Linked DNA regions of Homo sapiens: region 2 is linked to region 1. Evidence: chromatin contacts called from ENCODE Hi-C data. All regions are on one chromosome and are shown on one strand. Each heading gives the region's core, a stretch centred on a gene start or an enhancer-like site at or near the end of the contact. The rest is flanking DNA. Distances are from core to core; before and after follow the strand shown. Region 1 holds the start of MFF (mitochondrial fission factor). Region 2 holds the start of PDE6D (phosphodiesterase 6D).

Region 1 (2,995 bases), core at 6-2,505:
AAAACCAATATACAAGCCTTTGAAACCAAAAGATAGAAGGTCCCCCAAGCAATTTAATTGCATGGGAAAAGACTACTAAGTATAACTAAATCGTCCTAATTTTCCTAAGGGTTTTTCTTTTGGGCTCTCATTAGCCAACGGAATTGAGGCAGAAAAAATGTTTTTCACGCAGGGAGACAAAACATTTGTGATCATCTTAAGTCTCTCGGTGGATGAGAGGCCTGAATACAAATGGTTCTATATTTGGGCAGAAGGGCCAGAAACCTTTTTTTTTTTTTTCCCCTTTAATGTTCTCCAATGAAAACATGTCACTTTTGAAAGGGTGCTCTTCCCTCGAGAATGCCCTTTGCTTCTAACTTTGTGGGAGGTAGACAGGGGTGTTCTTTTACGATAGTAATAGTAGCACACGTCCTGCAGAGGAAGGTCAGAAGCTCGGCGGAACAGGAACCGCAGCTTTCCTCCGGCTTCCCAGCTCCTGGAAGGAAACCCGAGAGCAACTGCCTGCAGCCACATCTGCGAGCAGGGATGCTCACAGACGGACAGGGTGGCCCGCAGCCACCCGCGATGCCACAACCTGGGCTTCCAACAAGGCCCTTCTTTTCCAAAATGTACTTGCCACAAAACAACACAAAAACCTCCTTTTAAACAAGGCAGGTTTAAGGTCAGCCTGTAAGGTGTCAGGGCCTTGGCAGGGAAGGATGAGTGAAGACCTGCAAAGCCCGGCGTTCACGCTCACGGGACTCCCGCTGCTTCCCAAACCCCTATTTTCCAGTCGGAAAAGTCCGGGTTAATACACAAAAGGAGACGCCGAACCACACAAGGTGAAGAGGTTCGCCCAAAAACACCTGCAGAAGACGCTCCTCTCCCTCGCTCTCCTCGGGGACTCAAGGTCCCGGGGAGGAGGAAAGACCAGGGTTGAAGGCAAGAGGCCCGGGGACGGGACTCGGGTCAGGGAGACACTACCGGGGGGGCCGGGGCCACCGCGGGTCCCTGTTGGCCGGAGGGTCTCGGCGGCGGCGATAGGCCTGGCAGCCAGCTCGGGCGGCAGGTCGCGGGTCGGGAAGACGTCAACACTCACCCCTGGGCCCACAGGAGGGTCCCGGCGAGGACCCCCGCCCTCTGGCTCCCGGGGCGCTCGAGTGGGCGCTCTCAGAGGTGGTTGGCTGAGAGCACGGAGGCGCCCAGGGACAGCACCGGCGGAGCGGCCCGCAGAGGGCCAGGGCAGAAGCGCGAAAGGCGCGGGCTGGCCCCTTCTGGGAGCCGTAGCGGAAGAGTGTTCGTGGTCATGTGACGCGGAAAAGGGCGGACGCGTGGCCCACGCACTGGAACGGCTCCACGGTAAGCGATGCGCAGACATCTTTGTTGTGGGCGAAACGAGGTGACCGCAGGTGACTCCTCTTGCGGTTAAGTTTAATTCACACTTCGGCTTTATTAGATTTTGTAATCTTTAAGAACTTGGTGTTTGCAAGGTAAACCTTTGGTAGCCAATTAAAACAACTTTTTCAGGACCATCTGGCATGAAAATTTCTATGCTGTGAGGCTTAGGAATTCTCATATGTAAATCAGCTCCGCCAGTGATTCCATGAGTTCCAATTTGATACTTCTTAAGCCCTCGGTTGATCAGACCTTGTCTTCCATGAGAATTCCGGGAGAGGGGAAGTTAAGTTTCACAGTAGTTGGCGGCATCGTTTAGCTTTGGGAGAGCACTCTCTGCTTCTGAACACCCAACCACAGACTCTTCCCCCCAGGAAGCCCTTGCTTAGAGCGGGGGAAAAATGGTACAGTGCTTGTCAGTATGGGAATGTACTGAGGCCAAATAATGTGATATTTTATATGCCTTGGTTTTCACAAACACCTAAAGGTGTACACATGACTTATGTACTCCCCTACGATCTAATTGATATTCTAGAGATGTTACCATTCTTCAAAATGATTTGGGAAGCCCTCTGAATTGCGTTCTTGGGCTTCTTAACACTGGTGTAGGGAAAGTGAAAATATTTCCTCTCCCCTCTTGGGGTCTTGGCTGGGCCTAAGAATTAAACTGATGAGGAAAAGAGTCAAACTCTAAAATATTTGAAGAGATTTATTCTGAGCCAAATGTGAGTGACCATGGCCCGTGACAGAGCCCTCAGGAGGTCCTGAGAACATGTGTCCAAGGTGGTTGGGGCGCAGCTTGGTTTTATGTATTTTAGGGAGGCATGAGACATCAATCAAATAAATTTAAGAACTACATTGGTTTGGTTCAGAAAGGTGGGACAACTCAAAGCAGGGGCTTCCAAGGCTGTAGGTAAATTTAAACATTTTCTGGTTGACAGTTGAAGACCTGGGACCCATAGAAAGGAAATGTTGAGGTTAAAATAAAAGATTGTGGAGACCAAGGTTCTTTTGAAGTCTTATAGTGGCTGCCCTTAGAGACAATGGATGACAAATGTTTCCTATTCAGATCTTTAAAAGGTGCTAGATTCTTACGTAATCTCTTTAGGATTGGGAGGACCTGGAAGAAAATGATCTAGCTATGTTAATAGAAATTCTATGTAGATGCAGATTTTCCCCCAACAAAGGACAGCTTTGCAGAGCCGTTTCAAGATATGTCAAAAACTAAAAAAAATGTTTTGCGGTAAAATATTTTGATTTTGTTTCTTGTCTCGTTATGCCAGTGTCAGATTGGAAAGTAAGTCACAATATATAGGGTTAAATAAAACCCATCTGATGAGAATTTATGGATTGTAGGGCATGAATCCCTAGGCCCCTTAGATAGGAATTTGAGCAAGATTAAAAAAAAAATCAGAGCTTAGTCTCCACTGACGTAAAATAGAGACATAAAACATAACAGGAGGAAAGCATACAAATTTTATTTAGTAATTTTTACATTTACATTGGAGCCTTCCCTAGAAAAATGGAGACCCAAATTAACAGTTGGACCCTAAGTGCTTTTGAGTCTCCATTTTTCTAGGGAAGGCTAAAAAGAGTAGTAAATTGTGAAAATGTGAGAAAA
Region 2 (2,967 bases), core at 116-2,615, 4.5 Mb before region 1:
CATCTTCCTGGTGGCAGTGACCATGTCCTTCACCTTTTACCCACTCAGTGCCTGACAAATAACAGGCTGAAAAGATATTTGTTGAATTACATGGAAGAAAAAATTGGGTGAGTTCCCAGATGGGTGAAAGTGGGGACAGGCAGAGGAAGGAAGGCCAAGAGAAGGACAGAGGAGGTTTCCAAGGAAACCGTGGCTCACACTGTAATTTTACCTACTTCCTGAAATCACATTAAATGTCACCTTGAGTGGCAAAAAACAAAACACCAAATCCTACCTAGGCTGAAAATAAATAAATATCACACTCCCTCACTCGCAAGAAATCCACCAAATAAATGCTACCTAATTCTGGGTGTTTCAACAGTGGATAGGAAAACCGTTCAAGGAGAATAATTCACATTGCCATGCTGCTAAAAATATCACCTCCTTAGTGTGGTGCAAAGAGTCCAGACTGCAAGTCAGCCGACTTAGGGCTGAATTCTAACTCTGCCCGAACTTGCTGTGATCTGTGGCCAATCCCTTCGCCTCTCTGGGCCTCAATTTCCTCATACGTAACAACAGGGGATAGATTAGCAAAGTCCCTTTATGTTTTGATATTCTGAGTATACAATCCATAGCTCTCCCGGTGCAAACCAGGAATACAGCAAAAAACCCTGAAATACATGTAAAAGGCGCCTCAGACCAACAAACAAGCACGATTTGAAGAAGTCATTTTGTTCTCTTTCACGGTTTAATCAGTGTTTTTGTTTGTTGTTTGCAGCCTTACCATGATTTGCAGATGTCTGAGTTCCATGTAAACAGAAGTTAACTCTCTGCGGGCTGTCATCTTCTTTTGAGGGTGAGAAGGGTCTTCCCGTTGGGTTTCAAGTCTCGGGATTCCGAAACGACCAACTCAGCGGGCGGGTTTGTGAATTTGCGCACACTGCGCGGCACACTGGAGTCTAAGTTACAGAGGAACCGAGTGCAGGGGATGCTGGGATTTGTAGTCCCCGGGCCTCTTTGTGGTGCGCTGGGATCTGTGGTCCCCCGAGTGCGCCGCTGGAATGCTGGGAAATGTAGTCTCTGTCGCGTCGCACAGTGCAACTCAGCTGCCGTCTCAGACGGCTAGTGTGCTCAGTGGCTGGAGCAGGTCCCTAAAGCCTCTGCAGATCCGAAGCCAACCCTCCGCTGGGACAAACTCTAGGCAACAACACCAGATGAATATTGTGTCCTATGGGACTTCCCGGGGAGGGCCCTTCCCATTGACGTTAACAGTCCCCCTGCGAAGCCGCTGCGCGCTCCTACTGGCTGGTTGAGATGCCAATCGCCAAGGCTGGCTTTCCATTGGTTCCAGGAGGGCACTGCGAGGCTAGGGGGAAGGAGAAGGGATCAGAAGCGGGAGCTGAGGGGAGAGAGAGGCCGGTCCTGGTCTGGCCGCTGCGGCTGCTAGCCCGAGGTCTCCAAGCCGGGCTGCGGCTCCATCCTCGGCTCCTGGGCACCGTCTGCGAGGCTCCGCCGACCAGAGTGAGAAAGCCGCGGGCGGCGACCGCCGCATCATGTCAGCCAAGGACGAGCGGGCCAGGGAGATCCTGAGGGGCTTCAAACTGTATCCGTCCGGGAGCGGGGCGGGGCCGGGAGGACTTGGGAGGCGGCCGCTCACTGAGGAGACTGGCCGGGGGCGGGGGCCGCGCCAGGTGGGCCCCACAGAAGAAGGGCCGCGGGAGGGGAGAGGAAAGGAACAGCGTGCCGAGCACCCGGCGGGACCCGGCGCGAGAGGCGCCCCAAGGGGCGTCCTGAGGGAGGAAGGGGACGTTGACGGGAGCGCCGGGGGGTGGCGGGTGGAGACGGGGGAGCCTGGGGGACGGGGCTGCGAGAGGTGCCGGGCGTCGGAAACGCTGTCGGAGAAGCCGGCTGGGTTCCGATCCCCGGCCGGGACCCAGAGGCCGGGATGGGGCTGCGGCCCGCGGAGAAGGGCTGAGGGGGCGCGGTGGGCTGATCTCGAAGCCTAGAAGCCTCTTTGGCTATAAGCCTACCCGGGGAGCGGGGAACAGTGACTTGGAGCGGGCGACCTTGTGTGGGACAAATACCAGTGCTTTTAAAACTCTCTCAGGTCCCCCACCGCACCGCACCGCACCCCACCCCCGTCTGGTTTCCACAACTTCTCTTCCAAACTTGTGGCTTCTTCCAGGACTGGAGTAGTTGGGGGAGGTGGGGAAAGAGAAGTCCAAGATCGACCTCGTCTTAACACTCTTGGCCTTCTCAGGCATTGGTCACTGCTTCCCCCTCAGCGCCTCAGTTTTCTTTCCAGCAAGATGAGGACCATAGGCTTAGGTGTGGGGTGCCTCGCGCTGGGACTCCTAGCCGAGGTGTCTTTGCTCGCTCCTGTCGGTGCGGTTATGCCTAGCTGTGGTGGAGCTGTCCAGCAATGGTGTGATGTCGCTGGGGCCACGGTAGGATAGAGTGGGGTAGAGAAATCATTGCCTCGGGCCTGTTGTGGTGCCCCTTTTGCATCCTCTCCGTAAGGAAGCTTTGTGTTTTCGTGGAGTGTGTTAGTCTGTCACCATATGATGCAGATGAAAAAATGCAAACTTGGATATTCAAATTTTCCATTCTCCTGCCAACTTTAATCTCTTCATGCATCCTATCTGTAATCTATAGTACGAACGTTCTTAAATTGCTCCCTCAGTGAAAAGGTAGTCACCACTTCAGGGCTCCTCCCTTGGAGGTTTAGTAAAGCACTGTTTTCTTGGTATTCTGTTGCGTTTTCACAATGTCCATGTCACGCTTGCAAATTTAATTGCTTTGCTATAATCAGAAACCAAGTTGGTAATACATTTTAGACCACAGTGCAAAAAGGAAGTTTTGGATGTACAAGTGAGATTTTTCGAATGGAAATTGATCTATGCTTTTTAAAAAAACTAAAGGCTGTATCACCTTTGCATACTACCATCTGTGATAAACTTTCAGTACTTTCATGTTTTGGTTTAGTAG

The links. A loop is a pair of places that touch in the nucleus more often than their neighbours do. Pooled maps may share reads with other maps.
Region 2: a map of CD4-positive, alpha-beta T cell shows a loop between it and region 1 (9-fold over the local background). The contact joins the promoter of PDE6D here to the promoter of MFF in region 1. A Hi-C loop is called at or near these places in 2 of 168 maps with a recorded cell type or tissue (CD4-positive, alpha-beta T cell and naive thymus-derived CD4-positive, alpha-beta T cell) and 6 of 50 pooled maps.

The regions. Positions count from the first base shown.
Region 1 is chr2:227,323,511-227,326,505 of GRCh38, reverse strand. MFF (mitochondrial fission factor) reads right to left here and starts at 1,255. Exons shown (of 9, transcript NM_001277062.2): 1 at 1,079-1,255. It overlaps MFF-DT (MFF divergent transcript), which reads left to right and starts at 1,342. Exons shown (of 14, transcript NR_102371.1): 1 at 1,342-1,388. RefSeq lists a silencer at 914-1,203 and an enhancer at 1,384-1,433.
Region 2 is chr2:231,779,680-231,782,646 of GRCh38, reverse strand. PDE6D (phosphodiesterase 6D) reads left to right here and starts at 1,365. Exons shown (of 5, transcript NM_002601.4): 1 at 1,365-1,582. The coding sequence starts at 1,533. It also overlaps a transcript of COPS7B not described here. RefSeq lists enhancers at 1,339-1,568, 2,119-2,198 and silencers at 1,779-1,828, 1,952-2,175.